Linked DNA regions of Homo sapiens: region 1 is linked to region 2. A link is a contact called in ENCODE Hi-C or POLR2A ChIA-PET data. All regions are on one chromosome and are shown on one strand. The core of a region is the stretch at or near the end of the contact, and the rest is flanking DNA. Distances in the headings are between cores, read along the strand shown.

Region 1 (4,785 bases), core at 463-2,962, 320 kb before region 2:
TCCAAGCACTAGCACAGCTGCCCGGCCGGCCTGAGCCAGCCCGGACTCTAAGCACCTCCTTTACCCTCTGGCCTCTGTTTCGACCTCCTATTTACCTAAGGGGGTGTGGGGGTGGAGGAGTTGGAGGGGGCACGAGAAGTTGACAACCCACCCAGGCTGTGGGACTGGGGTCAGCTCTCTGGTCTGCTGGGCCCCCAGTGTCCCCTCTCAGCATCTGGCCCCCAGGAGTGGGGTCCTCGGGCAGGCAATGGCAGGCCCCTCACTTCTAGGAGCTGAGGCTTTGCTGGGCCCCCTCCAGCGGGGAAGGCTGACCTTCCTCCCAGGTCATCGGCACAGAGGCCTAAAGGCACAGCAGCCACTCCCCTGCAAGAAGCCAGCTCAGAAACTCAGGCCCCAGGCAGTTCTGAGACTCCCGGCACTTCCATGTCTGCCTTCCCCCAAAGCCCAGAGAGGCAGAAGGAGCTGTCTCAAAGCCATAAAGTGTGCCTTCGGTGGGAGCCCTGGCTCAGTGCAGCCTGGCACTCAGGCCCGGAGAGGCCCAGCCTCTACTGGAGTATGGGTGCTGTTTTCCCGGAGCATGTGGAGCGGTCAGCTGCCTACCCGAGGTTCACGCCCTCTTGCCTGGTGTGCAGAATCCCATTCTGGTCCCAGCAGCAATGTGCCAGCCCCAGGTAACAGCCATGACCCGGGTAAGACAAGCTTAATACCACCACCCCTGCTTTCCCAAGTCACCCAGCTGGGGTCCAGGAGCCAGGGTGCAGCAGGGGATGGGAGAGTTTGCTTCTGTGAAAGCAGCAGCAGCCACCTCCTTCTTCCAGACTCGACGTGATGGCTGGAGCTGCTGGAGCTGCAGCAGCCGCCTTGCAACCCGACATCCACGCAGCATTAGTCTCGGGAGTGCTGAGGCTCCAAGTCCACAGCAGCAGCCCACCATGGGCCTCCCGGTGGGAGGGGTCAAGCCCAGTGTGTTCAACTCTGGGATCATGGGTTCCTGTCTTGCTGACGTAGAACACGTTGTTCCCAAGTCACCCCGGTGCACAGCCACCAGAGCCGGCCCTTGAGGCTGGCCTCCCTCACTTGCTCAGTAAACGTCTCTCCACACTCATGTGATGGTCACAGGTGTGGCGGCAGGAACCCATCAGGGACTCCCCTCCAGGCCCTGGGAGGCTCCCGGATCCTGGCACCTCCTGGGGGCTTGTGAGTGCAGGAAGGCCCTAGGTACACAGGCGCCCCTCCATAGACCTCTTCACCCCACAGCGCCTCAGGGCCCCACACTTACCCGGAGAACCTTGCCTGAGGGCTGGGGCCTCTGGGCCAGGTTGCGGTCAGGGCCTGGCCAGCGGCCCGCACCTCCCAGCGGGGCAGGTCGTGGGCTGAGGTGCGGCAGACGCCTCGAGCCTAAAAAAATAAAGGTGACCGGAGAAGCCGATCTTGCTAAGGGCCGGGAAGGGAAAGTGGCTGGTGTCGGGGGTCCCCAGCAGCCACAAGGAGCCGGGCAAGGAGCCGGGCGGGCAGTTCCGGCCCTGGCCCCGCACCGCGGGTTAGGCCGGTGGGGGTCAGTCCAGGGCACGCCCCCACCCCCGCCAGTTCTCAGCCAGCGAGGCCGCGCACAGTCGCACCTGCCCACTGCGGCCGCACCGGGAAGCCGCAGCCCGGACCCCGCGCGCCTCACCTGTGTCCCCGCGTCTCTGGGCTCCGCAGGGGCCGGGCCTGGGCAGGGGGCGAGGGCGGGGGCGGGGCCACGCGGGGAAGGGCTGGAGCCAGCAGCGGGGAGGTGTCTGGTCCGGAAGGTGGCGGGGCTAGAGTGGTGGGCGGGGCCATGCGGGGAAGGTCTGGGGCCAGTAGCGGGGAGGCGCCTGGTCCAGAAGGGGCCGGGGGCGGGGCGAGAGGGGGCGGGGCGAGAGGGGGGCGGGGCCATGCGGGGAAGGGCTAGGGCCGCAGCGGGGAGGCGCCTGGTCCAGAAGGGGCTGGGGGCGGGGCGAGTGGGGCCGGGAGACGCCTCGTCCGGAAGGGGCCGGGGCTCTAGGCCGCCCAGCCCCGGGGCCAGGAGGTGCAGGGGGGCCGGGCAGGGTCTGCAGAGGGCTGCACTTTCTGCCCCCAGACGGCTCGCCCTTGGGGCCTCCAGGGTCCCCGACCTCCTTCACCCCTGCTGGAGCCCCTCCGACGCCACGAGCCTCCCAGCCCCGCGGGGACCCGGCTGCAGCGCCGACGAGACTGCGGGAGGCTCTGGGCGCGTCTGGGCCTGAATGCTGGGTTCGGGGACCCGGCCGCGGGGACCGTCCTCCTCCGGGGCTTGAGGGGCGTGGCGCCCGCACGTGGCCCACGCTCGGTGCTCGCGGCGGGAAGGGAAGCAGGTGTGGGTGGGGAGCAGAGAAGGGTAATGGGGAGAGTCCCTTCCGAAGGTGTTCAGGCGCCCAGAGCCTCAGAGGCGCCGGGGAAGCGTCGGGGACCACAGACACCGTTCCCGTGCGTAAAGCTTTCCTTCCAGGAGCGGGGGGATGGGAACAGAGCCCCCCACCCTCACCATCTTCCAGAGGGGTCCTCCAGCAAGAGAGTGCCCCAGCCAGGAGAGCCCCCAGGGCAGAAGGTCACAGACCCCTTCTGCTCAGGCGTGAGGTCTGTGCTGAGTGCTGGGCGGACACCCCGGCTCAGGCCTCTGGCAGCCTGGTGCCGCAAGGGGACCTGTTAGGAGCTAGGGGCACAGGCTGGTGTGCTGACTCCCTGTGAGTGAGCTTTGGAATGGGGAGTGTCCTTGTAGCTCAAGGTCGCAGAGGAGAGTAGGCCCCCGCGTGGATCCCAGAGAAGAAAAAGGTGGGACAGTGCCAACACCGGGGTTTAATTCTGAGTCTGAGAGCAGGACGCATGGTGGGGGCGGGTGGTTCTGGAGCTGGGCCCCGGCCTCTGCTGGGCTGACCGTATTTGGGGGCCTGGCTGGGCCTACTTGGAGGTCCCCTTCTTGGATTTGCTGGTCAGGAAGGCCTCTGACTGTTGCAGGGGGGGCACTTTGACGCCTTTCTGCTTCAGCTGATTATAGTAGTCGCTTCTCTCTGAGATAATTCTCTACACAAGAAACACAGCCGTCGAGGTGGCCTTCCCAGTTCCTCACCTTGGCCTTGAGGCCGGTCTGCACAGTCCGTGCCAGCTGCCCGGGACGCCACCCTCTCCTCCTCCTCCAGAGAGGCTTGCTGCAGCAGGGGTGTGCTGGTGAATACTTACAACCGGCTCTCCAGGGGGAGAAAAAACAAACAACCCTCGGCTTTGTGGCGTTGCCAGTTTCTGTGGTGGGAATATTCCCACAGTGGCTGATTTTCAGCCACGGAAGTGAAGTCACAGAATGCGGAGCCGGGGGCAGGTGCACACCACCAGCCCGCAGAAGCCTGCACTAAGCCCCCTCTTCAGCCCTCTTAGAGTTGTGAGGAGCCCCAGACTCCTAGAGATCTTTGAGGTCGTCACATCTGTCCCTCAAGTCCCTTCTGTCCTGTACAGAGGGAATGTTGTCCCCACCTCTCTTCCATTCTCCTCTCTGGGCCGTTGCTGGTTCATGTCAGGCTATGGCAAGCAAGCAAAGGTGCTCTTCCCTGGCTACTGTGCGGTGGGAATAACTCCCTCCATCCTCTGTCTTCCCTCTTCTCTTCCTCTTTCTCTCCCCTTCCTCCTCCCCTCCCCCAGACAACAGTACCAAGGCCGCAGAGACCTCTCTCCACATTACAGCTCTGCAGGAGAGGCACTGTCCAGGGCCCCCCACTCTGCAGAGGAAGGGAACCAGGCCCCAGGAACGTGGGTGCTGGAAGGTCAGGGGCACACACTGGGGTTCAAGGGCAGCCCCAGAGGGTGAAGTGTGGGTCTTGGGAACAAAAGCAGCTCCTGGTGAGAGGTGACCCCTTCGTAGTACACAGCCCCACACAGAGCCATAGCCGGTGCCCGGCTCCCAGAGCTCTGAGTCTTACGACACCTTGCAGGTGAGCATGCGCTGTCCATCACAGAGGGAGGCATCTATGGCTCAGAAAAGTGAGTGTGTGGCCCCCAGCTGGTGGGTGGTGACCCCCTCATGCCCAGTGACCCCAAGGCCTGAATTCTCCTACACCCCTCTACTTCTCCGAGGCCCTTGCTTGGGGACCCCTGGTCAGGAAGGAGCCCAGGAGGCTGTGGCCGGGGTGGGAGGGGTCTGCACCAGGGCCCTGGATCAGTGGGTGGTGATACCAGCGGAGGGGACCAAGCTGGACAAAGCCGGGGCTGGGCTCCTGCTGTGGGAGAATCTTCGTGCCCTGAGCGGCTTGTCCCCTCTCCACAGCGCTCAGGATGGGTTGTGGCAGTTACTGCTGGTCTCTGATGCCCGTCCCCCGTTTTGCTGAGAGTAGCTAAGACTCCCGTGCCATGCCCCCACCTGCCTTAGGATGATTTGATCCCCTCTGCCTGAGCTGAGAGAAAGGAGGGTCCTGGGGTCCAAGTGAATAGGTGACACAGGTAGGATGAGAACAGAGTCCCTGGAATCTAGGCCCCCCACAACCCCCTACCACAGCTCTGGCCTGGGGGTCTGGGGCCCGGATAGAGGCAGCTGAGCTTAGGGGTATACCTGCAGGGCTTCCAGGATGTCATTGTCAGAGATCTCGTTGGCCAAGGACTTGGTCCCGGAGATGCTAAAGGTGGCCTGGATGATCTTATTCCTTAACCTCTCGAGCTGTGAGCAAAGGGACAACACTATCATTCGCCTTTACCCAAGAAGGCACCTGGCCAGTGGGCTGCACCCCCCACCACCTTATTTTTTATGTACCAGGAAGGAACAGC
Region 2 (4,990 bases), core at 42-2,541:
CATCTCACCCTGTTCCCCTCTGCTGGCTGTGGGCATCGCACAGCAGGGTCCACGTCTGCCTGGCACACTTGTGGGTCAACATCTTCTAACTCAACACTCCTACTAGTCCCATTTTACGGATGAGGAAACCGAGGCCCCAAGAGCTGCTTAGTTCACAAAGAGCCAGGATGTGAGCCTGAAACCCACACACCTGGGAACTATGCCACGGAGGGGTCAGGACCTGCAGCCAGGCACAGCACCTGGACCCTCTTGCTGGACCCCCAGCCAGGCCCACACGCACCCCCTAGGCCCCCATGTTAGGTGGTGCACAGACTGTTCCCCTCAAGGACACAGAGAAGATTCAGGCCTTGATTCAGGTCAGAAGCAGAGGTCACCAAGACCTGCCATCGCTGCCACTCCCTCAGTCCCCCCACCTGCTCAAATCTCAAAAGGGATACTGTTCCCATTTCACAGACGCAGAAAGAGGCTGAGCGGCCAAGACAAGCGGCCACGGCTCCCTGGTAGGTGGGACGCACCCCTCCCCCTCCCCATCTCCCTTCTCAGGGGAGACAAAGCAGGTCCCTCCCTGCCACCGCCCACCAAGGTCAAGGGTGGGGGAGGGGCGTATGGTTTGGGTTTGTCTTGGGTGTGGGGTTCTTCCTTCTCGGGGCTTTTCTGAAATTTTGGGGCCAAAGCAGGTTTGGGTGTCAGATTCCCCAAAGAGCTCCCGGGAGGGTCGTTCTGTTCCGCCCCCCACCCCATGCTCTTTCAAACTCCCTGGGGCTTCCAGAGTCCTCGGCGCTCAAGTCTGAACCCAGGTTCCGGTTGCATGGAAGTTTTCCTTTAGGAAGAGGAAGCGGCCACTCGGGGTCAAGAGAGGGCAGCGAGCGAGCGGGCGGGGGCAAGCAGGGGGCTGCCTGGTGTGTGTGGGGGGGCGGGTCCAAAGTCGCATCCGGCTCAGCCCGCGAGCCCCGCCTCTCCCGCCCCGGCGGAGCCCCAGGAGGGTCGCGAAGTTGTTGCGGCTGCCGGGGCGGGGCTTGCGGGAAAAGCGAGGGGGAGGAGAAGCGCCCCGGGTTCCCGGCGCCTCCCCCGGGCTAATCCCCCCACCCGGCTCCCCCGAGCCCCGACTCACCTGTCCCCCGGCTCACCTGTCCCCCAGGCTCACCTGCGCCGCGGGGCGGAGGGACGGAGGGGCGGCGCGCTGGCGGTGCAGCTTCCAGCGCCGGGTCCTGTCCTGTCCTGCAGCCGCTTCGCTCCTGCGGCAGCGCGGTCCGGCCCGGGGCGCCTCCTCCGCTTCCTGCGCGGTCTGGCTGGAGGGCGGCGGCTGCGGCCCCGCAGGTGGGCGCTGGGCGGGCGGGGCTGCTCCGGGTCCGAGGGCCCGGGCGGGGAGGGCCGGGGAGGGGGCGGGGCGCGTCCCGGGCACCTGTGGCGGCGCCGCCTGCGTCACAGGTCACAGCCCCACCTGGGCCGGCTGGAGCCCACGTGATCGCCCGGACTGGATCGCGCCTCTCGATTCCCGCCGAGCCGCCGCCGCCCGGTGCCTGCGCCTTCCCTCCCCGCGCCCACGCCCCCTCGAGGCCGGCCCGGGAGTCGCCTGCCAGGCGTGGGGCCAGAGCGGCTCGGCTCCCTCCTGCGTCACTGTCCTTCCAGGCCCCGCTCCACTGCCTCCTCCAGGAAGCCTTCGGGGAAGGAGACCAGCCCTGCGGGGACCGATGTTTGCTGTAGAAAGGCCCGGCCCTCTGGATTCTTGGAAGCCAGGCGGCCAAAGACAGCCAAGAGGGCGCAAAGCACTCTGGCCACCTTTTTGGTGTGGTTGAGTCGCGGTCATCCCCATTTCACAGAGAAGGACCGAGTCCTGGAAAGGAAGGCGCTCGCCCTCGTGCACAAGGCTGAGCCTGGACTCCGAGCCTGGCCTTTCCTTGCTCCGCCTGCTGGGAACCCGTGTGAAAGTGAGGGAGGGCCCCGGGCAGAGGCTGCAGCAGCCCCCCAGCTGGGGGTTCAGGAATCAGGCCACCTGGTGCTGTGGGAGGGGCTGGGGGCTGAGCCAAGCCTCCCAAGCTTGGGCCTGGCCATTCAGGAATGTGACCTGAGGTCCCAGGGCTCAGACCCACTTCTGACCTGCCTCCATCATCCCCTTTTCAGGAAAGGCCTGTTGCCAAAGGCCTCCATGTGAACATCCACACTGGGCTTTGGGTCAGCTTCTACCAGCGTCCCCTCACTGACCCCAGGCCTTGGGGTCGTGGGCCGGGCACCGGTGTGCCAGCCAGAGGCACTGACCACCCTCCTCCCAGGACCTGCCTCCCTGGCCTGGGCGGCCGTGAGATCCCGTTGCGGGTTGAGGAGACACCACAGGCTCTGGGGCTGTCACTTGGCATTTTCTCAGGTGTCATAGGTAGAGGGGCGGCCTGCCCTGCCCCTCCTGCTCTGGTCGCCCCACCCACTAGTCCCCCAATGTCTGCCCTGTGGCTGGGGCTGCCTGGGTGTCAGGTGCCATCTGGGCAGGGCACAGGCTGGCCTCAGGGATGGGTCCCGTGGGCCATCCATCCCCTGGGAGGGAGGGTGGATGAGGGAGGAGCTAAGAGTTGACCCCTGTGGGCTGCAGCCTCCACCTGGAGCCGCCTGTGGGGAGGTTCCACTTCCAGGCAGCTCTTGGGAAAGGCAGGTGGCTGCTGCCCTCCTGAGTCCATGATGGGTACTGCACCGACGAGGCCCGGCCTGCCGGAGGGAGCTGGGGTGTCCCGGAGCCTTGACCCGTGAGGGGACTGAGGTGCGGTGGGGTCACTGAGGCCCAGTGAGGGGACAGAAGCCTTGCCCCAGGCCAGTCAGCAGGACCCAGGTTCCTGATTCCCACTGAGTGCTTTCCTGTAAAACCCTCTTTCAGTAGCTGCCTCCAAGTTACCCCCAACCCCACACCTTCTGTCCAGCCCCTGCTGGGCCCGTTCAGCCACCCTGGGTCTGGCTTCGTCTCCCCATGTCCTGCTGGCTTCCAGAGGCCACTCAGCGTGTGCTTGGGATGGTCCCTTTGCTGGGGATGTCACCTGAGCTGGCGTCAGGACCTCTCTGTGCCTCTGTCACCTCTGCTGTAAATGAGGGCCTGATGCTGGCGCAGGAGATCGCCCTGGCATGAGGCCTAAGGGAGAGGTTGGAAGGAACCAGCTTGGAGACCTAAGGGGCTCGCAAGGAGAGAGAGACTCCGGGGAGGCCTGCCAGTGGGAGGCCTGCCAGTGGGGTCGGCCCGTGGCACTTCCTGCACCTCTGTGGTGGGATCCCGAGCCTGTGGCTCAGCCTGCCCTGGGGGCCTTCCCCTCCCACATTACTGGCAGGGGAGAAGATGTGGATCCCCCAAGCTTAACAGCCACTGTGCATTGCTGTAGGGTGGGCAGCGCTCTGGCCGAGCACCAGTGTGCCAGCCAGAAAGCACACCTCTATCTGCGGGAGCAGAGCTCCTTTCCTGCGGCTTGAGGTGGCCTGAGCTCCTGCGGGCCTTGCTTTGAGTTTTCCAAGCTTTTACTCAGCCACTGGGGCCACAGCACAGACAGCCCGTAGCCTTAGGTGGTACCTGAGGCCAGCAGCCCCTCGGGAGGCCTTTTGGCTCGACCTTCCAGGGTAGGTGTCCAGGGCTGAGGGTGAGCTGAGGCTGCTGGGCAGGTTTGTCCTCCCTGCCAGGCCGAGTGGGCGGTGCTCCCACCTGCTCCCCTCCCTCCCTGGGGCCCTAAGGAGCACACGGGGTGGAGGGAAGGCCATGACAGCCCTCAGTTCTCAGGCCCTCAACGCTGGGCTGCCCTGTTACCCACTGCAGTTCCATGGGTGTCCTCTCCAGCCCGTAGGCAGCTGGGAAAGGGCCCCAAGGGCGCGGCTGTGAGTGGGATGGAGGACAGAGACGCCTCTGCTGGGTGGGTGGAGGCCCATGGCTGGGGGGGCCGGGCTGGTGGGAAGAAGGTTGGGTTTGAGGAGCAAATGCCCCTCCTCCTTGTACCCTAAAATAGCAGGTCATTACTTCCCATTAAGCACCTACTATGTGCCAGCCTCATGCTGGGGGCCTTGCACGCGTCATCTTAGTGAATTCTTACAGAAAGCCCCTCAGATGCCCCCCGCTTAACTGAGAGGAGAAATGTTTTGCCCCTTGTTACCTGGCTGGTAAGTGGCCCAGCCACAGTTAGAGCCCAGGTCTGTCTGACGCCAAAGCCCAGGATCCCTAGTCATCATTAGGGACCATTTCTGGTTTACAAAGACATGCATATAGTATTTATATTTTTATATAAAAATATATAAAAGCAACCCCATGTATCTTCCCCAAATTGAGAATTTAAAACATGTCAGGTGTTTTGGCCATGACGAAGTAGTCGGTACCAGACTTGTCTGTCACCACAAACAACTCAAACATGGAACAAAAAATACGAGAAACAACTCTTTCTAACACTGGACAACAGGTGCAGAGACAGAAATTCCTGGAGAAAGAGGTAAATAAGCCTTTGGCCAAGAGAGGCTGGTGGCCTCACTGGGCTACAGGGGACAGAGTTGGGGAGCCAAGGAGGCCAAGGACTATGGAGAGAGTCCTGGAGAGAAGGCAGCAGTGCAGGGGAGCCCCGAAAGAGTCCTGGAGAGAAGGCAGCGACGTAGTGGAGCCCCCAAAATCCCCACAGGGGTCCACTTGAGCCTTTGGCTGAATACTGAACTGTGCATAAGCAGAGTAAGATCCCATGAAGCCAGGGACCAACAGCGACCAGGGAGCTCTGTGAGCAGAGTGACACCAGAGTTCATACCAGGCCAGGGGACGCTGGAACGTCAGCCACCAGGAAGGAAGCACCGTCGCTGACTATCCCTCGTTGACCTCAGCCGCTTGGGAGTCTGAGGTGGGAGGATCGCTTGAGCCTGGGGAGGACGAGTCTCCAGTGAGCTATGATCGAGCCAGTGTACTCCAGCCACTGTACCAAGACTCTGTCTCAAAAAAAGAATGTCTGAAAAATTTCCAAATGTGATAAAAACTTGTAGATCCACAGATCCAAGAACC

What was found. Hi-C counts contacts between places; a loop is a spot of excess contacts on that map. ChIA-PET counts read pairs that join two places held with the same protein, here RNA polymerase II (POLR2A). Pooled maps may share reads with other maps.
Region 1: a loop to region 2 is called in a pooled map, with 6 times the contacts of the local background. The contact joins the promoter of SMIM1 here to the promoter of ARHGEF16 in region 2. A Hi-C loop is called at or near these places in 5 of 50 pooled maps. POLR2A ChIA-PET finds 5 or more read pairs at or near these places in 2 of 52 experiments (H1 and HepG2).

What each region holds. Positions count from the first base shown.
Region 1 is chr1:3,769,676-3,774,460 of GRCh38, reverse strand. It overlaps SMIM1 (small integral membrane protein 1 (Vel blood group)), which reads right to left and starts at 1,712. Exons shown (of 4, transcript NM_001288583.2): 1 at 1,673-1,712; 2 at 1,280-1,398. CCDC27 (coiled-coil domain containing 27) reads right to left here. Exons shown (of 12, transcript NM_152492.3): 11 at 4,574-4,678; 12 at 2,816-3,060. The coding sequence ends at 2,938. RefSeq lists enhancers at 333-848, 849-1,364, 2,651-3,329 and a silencer at 1,426-2,305.
Region 2 is chr1:3,450,966-3,455,955 of GRCh38, reverse strand. ARHGEF16 (Rho guanine nucleotide exchange factor 16) reads right to left here and starts at 1,291. Exons shown (of 15, transcript NM_014448.4): 1 at 1,145-1,291. RefSeq lists an enhancer at 2,457-3,209.